Regions from separate parts of the Homo sapiens genome. Here region 2 is linked to region 1. A link is an interaction called in ENCODE POLR2A ChIA-PET data of the cell type or tissue named here. Cell type or tissue: B cell. All regions are shown on one strand. Links, peaks and the distances in the headings refer to the core of each region. The heading gives the core; the rest is flanking DNA.

Evidence for each region. Peaks named below come from ENCODE experiments on the same cell type or tissue, not always from the same donor. Only the 100,000 strongest peaks of a DNase experiment are listed, where the experiment ranks them.
Region 2: POLR2A ChIA-PET joins it to region 1 with 13 read pairs; 3 of 35 experiments call an interaction of 5 or more read pairs at or near these places.

Annotation. Positions count from the first base shown.
Region 1 is chr10:73,976,789-73,981,440 of GRCh38, forward strand. No RefSeq gene overlaps it. Among named protein-coding and RNA genes, the nearest start is that of VCL, 19 kb to the right of the region's middle. In B cell, for the core only: no CTCF peak of the experiment used is centred there; a DNase peak (open chromatin) is centred at 2,173.
Region 2 is chr10:74,155,705-74,159,708 of GRCh38, forward strand. The region is part of intron 1 of ADK (adenosine kinase); the gene reads left to right. Among named protein-coding and RNA genes, the nearest start is that of ADK, 6.5 kb to the left of the region's middle. In B cell, for the core only: no CTCF peak of the experiment used is centred there; a DNase peak (open chromatin) is centred at 1,367; H3K27ac peaks cover 1,614 bases.

The sequences.
Region 1 (4,652 bases), core at 1,112-3,611:
TTCTGAGTTCTCTTTCATGACCTTGATAGTTTCGAAGAGCCCAGGCCAGTTACTTTTGAGAATTTCCTTCAATTTGGCAGGTGGGGATTGTTTACTGTTTATAATTTATGCATTTGGCAGGAATATCACAGGAATAATGCTGTGCTAGTCTCAGTGCAGCATACCAGAAGGCACATGATGTAGACTTGTTCCATTAATGGTGATGTTAACGTTTATCATTTAGATAAGATGGTGTTTGCCAGGTTCTCCATTTTAAAGTAATTAGTAATTATTTTGTGGCAAGAATCTTTGAATGCAATCGTGTAAATCTTGTTTCTCATCAAACATTCACCAGTTTTAGCATTGATTAATGATTCTAACCTGAATATTATTACTCTGATGATTACCAAATGGGAATTTTCTGTCTTATTCCTTCTAGATTTATTAGGTGGGATAGAGTTTCCTTTCTCTCCTATTAATTATTGATATCAGTATGGACTCAAGAATCCTTTTTTATTCACAGAGTTACAATCTGTTATTATCATTATTTATCTTGATATTGAAATTGTCCCAGGCTTGGCCAGTGGGAGTCCCTTTAAGCTGGTTACTGTCTCACAGACGTGTGCCCGTCATTCCTTGAGCATTTCTTTACTTTCTGATGTCATAAAATGTTCCAAGCCCATCCTTGTATTCTCCCTTCTTCAGCCCTGGAGTCAGCCATTTCTTTAAGGAGCCCTGGTTCCTTTTAGCAGATAATGGTATTTAGAAACCAAGATCTTAATATGTTTGTTGTTATCAGAATGTCTCATTGCTTCTAGGCCATCTCAGTGGACAGAACTAGCATGTGCGCGCGCGCATGCACACACACACACACACACACACACACACACACACACACACACACCTATATTTGTTGTCTTATCTAATCAGACTCTGATACTGATACCTCTAATCCCTATGCAACACTAGAGGGTATTTTCTAGGCTTCCCAGTTTCCATATTTGTACCTCCTTTCTTTGACAGTGAGAAATGTGTATTCATTTATTTGCTTCATCCTGGACATGCTGACCTCCATCCCTCACTGGGCACCAAGGGAAAGCTCGGCACCAGTGAAGGGGAAGAGGGAAAAAAAGGCTTTTTCCCCCTTCAATGTGTCAGAAACTTAAGCAGTATATGTTGGCAAACATTTCTGTTTATTCAACTATTTTGACCAAGTTGTTTGCAGACCTTTTTTTTTTTTTTTTTGAGACGGAGTCTTGCTCTGTCACCCAGGCTGGAGTGCAGTGGCATGATCTTGGCTCACTGCAACCTCTGCCTCTGGTTTAAGCGATTTTCCTGCCTCAGCCTCCTGAGTGGGTGGGATTACAGGCACCCGCCACCACGCCCGGCTAATTTTTGTATTTTTATTAGAGACGGGGTTTCCCCATGTTGGCCAGGCTGGTCTTGAACTCCTGACCTTGTGATCCACCTGCCTCGGCCTCCGAAAGTGCTGGGATTATAGGCGTGAGCCACCTCACCCGGCCCATTCATTCTTAAGTAATAGTAGGCCGGGTGCGGTGGCTCACGCCTGTGATCCCAGCACTTTGGGAGGCCGAGGCGAGTGGATCATGAGGTCAGGAGATTGAGACCATCCTGGCTAACAGGGTGAAACCCAGTCTTTACTAAAAATACAAAAAAATTAGCCGGGCCTGGTGGCGGGCACCTGTAGTCCCAGCTATTCGGGAGGCTGAGGCAGGAGAATGGCTTGAACCCGGGAGGCAGAGCTTGCAGTGAGCCGAGATGGTGCCACTGCACTCCAGCCTGGGCAACAGAGCAAGACTTCGTCTTAAAAAAAAAAAAAAAAAAAAAAAAAAATAGGCCGGGCGCTGTGGCTCACGCCTGTAATCCCAGCACTTTGGGAGGCCGAGGCGGGCAGATCATGAGATCAGGAGTTCGAGACCATCCTGGCTAACATGGTGAAACCCCGTCTCTACTAAAAATACAAAAAATTAGCCGGGCGTGGTGGCGGGCGCCTGTAGTCCCAGCAACTCAGGAGGCTGAGGCAGGAGAATGGCGTGAACCCGGGAGGCGGAGCTTGCAGTGAGCGGAGATCGCGCCACTGCACGCCAGCCTGGGTGATAGAGCCAGACTGTCTCAAAAAAAAAAAAAAAAAAAAAAAAAAAAGGAAGTAGAAGCAAGTTTGTTTAAATGCTCCGTATATTATCATTTACTAAAAGCTTAGCAAACTAGATTTCTAGCAGCATCTCTGAAAGCAGCGGAAAGATGTGATTACGAGTTGGAAAGAGCTGGTTTTAATTTCTATGTCTAACACTTCGGGTATCAACCTTGGGCAAATTTCCTAATTTCTCTGAAATACAGTTTCCTTTTGGAAAATGGAGATTAATGAAAGACATAATTGTTTTTAGGATTAAATGAGACCATGTATGTGCAATGGATTGTTTTTGATAGACACTGGACCTTCAGATTTTAAAAGCAGAATAAAAACTGTTACTTAGAAGTTACAAGCTGTTCCTCCCTGCTAAGTGAAGATTTGGATACACTCAAAAGTCTACTGTTCTCTGTTCTGGGAGAGCCACCACTTTGTGTTTAAATTATGCAAATATACATGAAGTGTCCACCCATTGTTCTTGAGAGAAAATTGAATACAGTAAAATAACTGAAATACAGTTGTTTTAGGTCAAGAAATTACGTGTTTGATCATATAAATTGGGTAATCTTTTCACAACTTTGAAGGGGAATCTGTTCGTTCCTCTATGAATTTAGGCTGTGTTATGCCCCTACATTGTTGCTTCTTCTTGGAGAGTTTTTTTCCCCTATTGTTTATGAAGGAACCCTGAGGACTGTAGGAGGGGCCACAGGCATGAATTTTACTTCATGGTGGAGGGAGGCTGTACTCAGTGACTGCTCTGGGCTATTCCCTTCGCGTGGTATTTTTTTTTTTAAACTAAATAATCCAGAATGTATTGATGCTGGATGTGTTAGTCTGAGTCCTCTTAAAAGACAGAATCAAGATGGCATTAAATGTGCAAGGAATGTATTAGGGAATATGCCTGTGAGAGAAAATGGGGAGGGAACCAAGACAGACCGAGATAGTCATTTTTCATGCTGTGGATGAAAAAATAAAGACAGCTGGACTCTAGAGACAGGGAATGAAGCAAGTGCCCATGAGAGCAAGAGGCCCCAGCAGAAGATGCCGAAATAGAAGATATTTTCCTTAGCACTTGACCACTTCCTTATTCTTTTTGTTCTGACTCTTATGAGGCTGGGCTGCAACTCCTTGAATGGTGCAAGATACTCTTCTCTCTGTGCAGTACATGGCTTTTTGTTTAAAGTCATCTGATTTCTAAGACGGCCACATGTGGGATAGAGTAGCTATGGGGAGAGAAACACCCCATTTCCTGACACTAGAGTGTGGGTAACCATGGAGAGAACCAGTGGGAAACAGTGGGGTCTCCTGCAGTGGTCATCTCATCCTCATGAGAGAGTCCACAGGGAGAGGAGGCCAGAGTGGTAGAGTCTTACAGATCTATTCCTGACACCTCAATAGATAGCTTCTCCCAGCAGGTCACACTGAGAGGTGACTTCTGGCAATTAGAGGAATGAGTAGTGAGTCATTGTTTTAATATTAATGGAAATATGACTGAAATTTGCGGTACTAGGCTAAAGCCAGGCATTTTGGTTGCCCAGGTAAAATACTTGCTTCACAACAAGACTACAGTCAACACTAATTATTTCTCGCCCACTTTCCAAGATTCTCTGTCATTCCATAAAATACCATGCTCCAGGGTCACTTTATTTATAAATCCACTCTAATTTTTGGAGCAATCATTCCTGAGCACACATAGTGTAATGCAAAGGTCCCCCTTGCTTGGAAGAATAAATCACATTTTAGGAATATTGCTAGGTGGATTATGGTCTGTCATTAACTCCCATTAAAAATTATTAGATCATGGGGCTCTAAAGCACTCTAATTATAAATATATTTAGAAGATGTAATAAAATAAAAATAAAACCTTTTTTTAAAAAGCAAATTTTGTATAGATCACATACTGAAAGGAAAACAAAAACTCCTTTGAGCTGGTTTTAATTTCTGTGTCTAACACTTAGGGCAGCAACCTTGGGCAAATTTCCTAATTTCTCTGAAATACAGTTTCCTTTTGGAAAATGGAGATTAATGAAAGACATAATTGTTTTCAGGATTAAATGAGAACATGTATGTGCAATGGATTATTTTTGATAGACACTGGACCTTGAGATTTTAAAAGCAGAATAAAAACTGTTATTTAGAAGTTACAAGCAGTTCCTCTCTACTAAGAAGTGAAGATTTGGATACACATCAAAAGTCCACTGTTATTTAGAAAATTAGAACATTTTGTAACATATTTATCATAATATCCCAAATTACAGTGCTGTGTTATCCTCAAAATGAGTTCCCAAATACAAATACTAGATGTGTACCTGATGCCAGAGGGGGTGTGTTTTGGTGATGGGTAAAAGGAAGCAATAGCCCTCTTTCTTGGGTGATTTTAATGCCTTTCTCTTCTTCCTAAGCTGGTACAAACCGTCTAGTATACTCTGGGTTTTCTTTTTCTTCTTCTTTTTAAAAATTTAATTTAATTTAAAATTTTTTTCCTTTTCCTCCTCCTCCTAATTTTTATTCATTATTTATTTAT
Region 2 (4,004 bases), core at 312-2,811, 180 kb after region 1:
TTTTTAATAGAGACGGGGTTTAGTAGAGACGTGTTAGCCGGGATGGTCTTGATCGCCTGACCTCGTGATCCACCCGCCTCAGCCTCCCAAAGTGCTGGATTACAGGGGTGAGCCACCGTGCCCGGCGACCCTATACTTTTAATAATGCAGCCTAAAATTGAGCTTTGCTACTATTTTCTTTTTTCATCATGATAATCTACTATTGAAAGAGTTTGGTTATTTTTGGATGATATTGCATGCCTTTTACTTATATTCGCAAATTTAATCCTTTAAGATTAAGGCTTTGGGCTATGAAGGAATGGAAAACAAAAGTCCCCTAATGCACTTAGTATGAATGCCTTAATAAGATCCTTTCCTGGGCAATATATACTAGTGCAGCGTGAGGGTGGTAGAGAGAGCCAGAGGAAAGCTTGCATGGATGGTTCTGGGTATCCAGGGACAAGCATGGAAGTGCTTGAAACTCAGGGAAAGTGGGAAGGGCCTTAGGAAAACAAGGGGCATTGAAGACTATGTTTCTTATTTTGGGTACAGGCCTAGACTGAATATTCAGCCTCAAATAAAACATGAGGCTGATGTGCTGCTTTTTTTTACCTGGAATATGTCTTTGCTTTACTTCCATCAATTAAAATCCTGGCCACATGGTGTGGCTCATGCCTGTAATCCCAGCACTTTGGGAGGCCAAGGTGGGAGGATTGCTTGAGGCCAGGAGTTCTAGACTGGCCTGGGCAACATAGTGAGACCCTAGCTCTACAAAAATAAACTTAGCCAGGCATGGCAGCAGGTTCCTGTTGTCCCAACCACTCTGGAAGCTGAGGCACTGGCACTACTACATTCCAGCCTGGGTAACAGCAAGACTCTGTCTCAAAAAAAGAAAACAAAATATCTTTCCTGTGTCCAAAGTGTTTACAGTTAGGTGGGGGAAAAAAAGTATCAAAATTTTAAAGAGCATTCTGGTCAGAATGGATCCCAGTAGAGCAGTGGTTAAGAGCATGGTCTCTGGCATCAGCTATCTGGTTTGACCCTTGATCCTTATTAGCTAGTGATCTCGGGAAGATTGGCTACTTGCCCCATACCTCTTTTCTCACCTGTAAAATGGGTATAGTAATAGTACGAACCTCATAAGGATGTTGAGAGGGAAACGCAGCAATTAAAAATTTAAAAAGGAAAGGAAAAGATATAGATATACTCAAGAACAAGATAAACATCTCCAGGGACCAAGAACAGAAAAGAAACATGCAGTTAGACTCTGGGTTCAGGAGCTAGTAGAAATAACATGTAGGGGACCTAGGGTCAGATGCTCTGTATGAAACTGAAGCTGGGCTGAGACTGGATGAAAGAGGGCTGAAAACATCTGCTCTTGGCTGTTGCTTTAAAAAGCTGTGGACCTGGAGTGAAGATGCAGAAGTGGCTGAGCTGCCAGATGGCTCAGAGTCAGGAACTGTGGTTTCCCCACTATCAGCTAGTACAAGAGCACCAAGCTTGGAGGTCGTGGACTCTGGAAGAGGGGTGGCCTATCACAGAACCCCTGGGAAAAGAGGGAATGTCTGAGCCTATAAACACACGAGGAAGACCATTACTTAGAAAATTAACACAGTTACCAAGAGATAAATTCACAAAAAATCTGATGGAAATATGGGTAATTTCAAAACAATTGTAAGTATTTTAAAGATCCTTAAAAAAGATAAAAGAAATAATGGTCATAAAAAAACATGAATCAAAAATAGGTAGATATGAAATAGATGGCTATATTAAAGAAAAAATGGAATTATTGAAATTAAAAAAAAAATAGGTCAGTTGAACTCTAGACCAGACAAATTTGAAGGGAAAATTAATGAATTGGAAGAAAGTACCCAGATGTATCACAGAGAAATAAATAGGAATTAACAAATATGAGCTGGGCGTGATGGCTCATGCCGGTAATTCCAGTACTTTGGGAGGCCAAGGCGGGCAGATCACCTGAGGTTGGGAATTTGAGACCAGCCTGACCAACATGGAGAAACTCCATCTTTACTAAAAAAAAAAAAAAAAAAATACAAAATTAGCTGGATGTGGTGGTCCATGCCTATAATCCCAGCTACTCAGGAGGCTGAGGCAGGAGAATCTCTTGAACCCGGGAAGTGGAGGTTGGGGTGAGCCGAGATCGTGCCATTGCACTCCAGCCTGGGCAACAGCGCAACTCCATAAATTGAGAGGCACCAACTTACATCTAACTGGGAGTTCCAAAAAGAGGAAATAATGTGAATGGTGGAGAAGCCAGGTTGGAAGAGCTGATGGCTGAGAATTTACCAAAATTTAAGAAAGACCAGTTCTCAGCTTGAAAGGGCATTATATGTATCTAGTAAGATGGAAACAAAAATATAAACTAAAACTTCAGAGATTTTCTTGCTAATTATATTAATGTATCTATTATAGAAAGACTGAAAATTTAGACACTCCAAATTTAATAGTGGGCATCTTTAGGTGGAAGAATTATGAGGTTTAAAAAAAAACTTGTATTTTCCAATGTTTCTACACTGAACATATTAGGAATCTTGCTTTTAAGTTGGAGAGACTTGAAGTACACTGAATATATAAGTGGCCAAGTGCTGTGTGGCTAAATATTATCTTTACAGAATGGACCTCTGGGATACCAAATACCTCTGAAACTTGGTAACATAATTATTATGACTTTATTGTAGGCTATAATCTTTTAAGCTATATTTCTGAAATCCCAAAGCTCTGGAAGCTGGAAGTTTTTTAAAAAGTTTGAGATGAATTAATTTGGCAGCAAAATTTGAACTGATGTAAAGGTGTCAGTAGTATTTATTTGTCTGACACAAATGTATATGCTTTGCTATGGAAATATTAGGCTGTTAATGACATGCCACATGAATTCCTCCTGGGTGTTCTACAAAATATATAGTGCAGTGTTACCTTCCTAAAATCCATAAAATTCTGAATTCCAAAACATACCCTGCCCCAAGGATTTAAGAAAGGGTTTGTGGACTTTTATTACTTATTTATAGTTTACTTTTAAAAGTTGGCTACTGTGCAGGAACAATAATTTCTCATCAGAGTTAGTTCCTAGATTTTTTTCTCTAGTCACTGTTCTGCACTTCTATGATACTAAGTAGATGCTCATTTCAAAGATACTTTTTGGCTAGCTCTACTGTAATACCAGTACAGTTGATGTCACTGAGTTATTAGGCTTTTCTTCCTCTCCAGTAGTAACTGAAAAGACAGACTTCTCTTCAACTTTTGGACTTGAAGATTTGGAAGGCTGTTTTACAAAATGGTCTCCCAAACTGAAGTTTCACATACTGCTTGAAGAAGATACATTCTGATGATTTATCAAAGCAGATTTAGAGTTTTTGCTCTCATTTATGTGTATTATTTCTGATGTTGTTTGTACTTTTGGCTTCGTACCATTTCTTTAAAAATTTGGTTCATACACTTCAGATCTAGAAGCAATGTGATTAGCCTTTGATATAAGAACATCTGAGTTTCTATTTGCATTTTTACTTTCATTGCATGCATGCTGACTTTAGTATTTTCTTTACAATTTAGAAGATATATATGTATAGCAATTATGTAAGAAATTCTTGCCTTCTGTAGGCACAACAGTTTGGTTACTGTATTAACATGGTCTTAACCATTTTGTCAGCAAGCCACATTTGGTTAGTAGTGAGTCCTGCTATTTTACTATGTTACCTGCAAACAGGATTGCAGATGTGAAGGTAGCCTGTGTGATCATTGGTCACTCACTGAATTAGGGATTATCAGAAATTATATTGAAGTGGTCACTTGGCTACTTGCCTTCTACATGCTTAGGCTAGACTTTGGTTCATACTTAGAACCATTTTGAAATCTCTGAAAGACTCAGTTGACTCAACCTAACTGGAAAGTCCATCTAATTTTTTTTTTTTTGAGATGGAGTCTTGATCTGTCACCCAGGCTGGAGTGCGGTGGCACGATCTCAGCTCACTGCAACCTCCGCCTCCTGGGTTCAAGCAACTCTCCTGCCT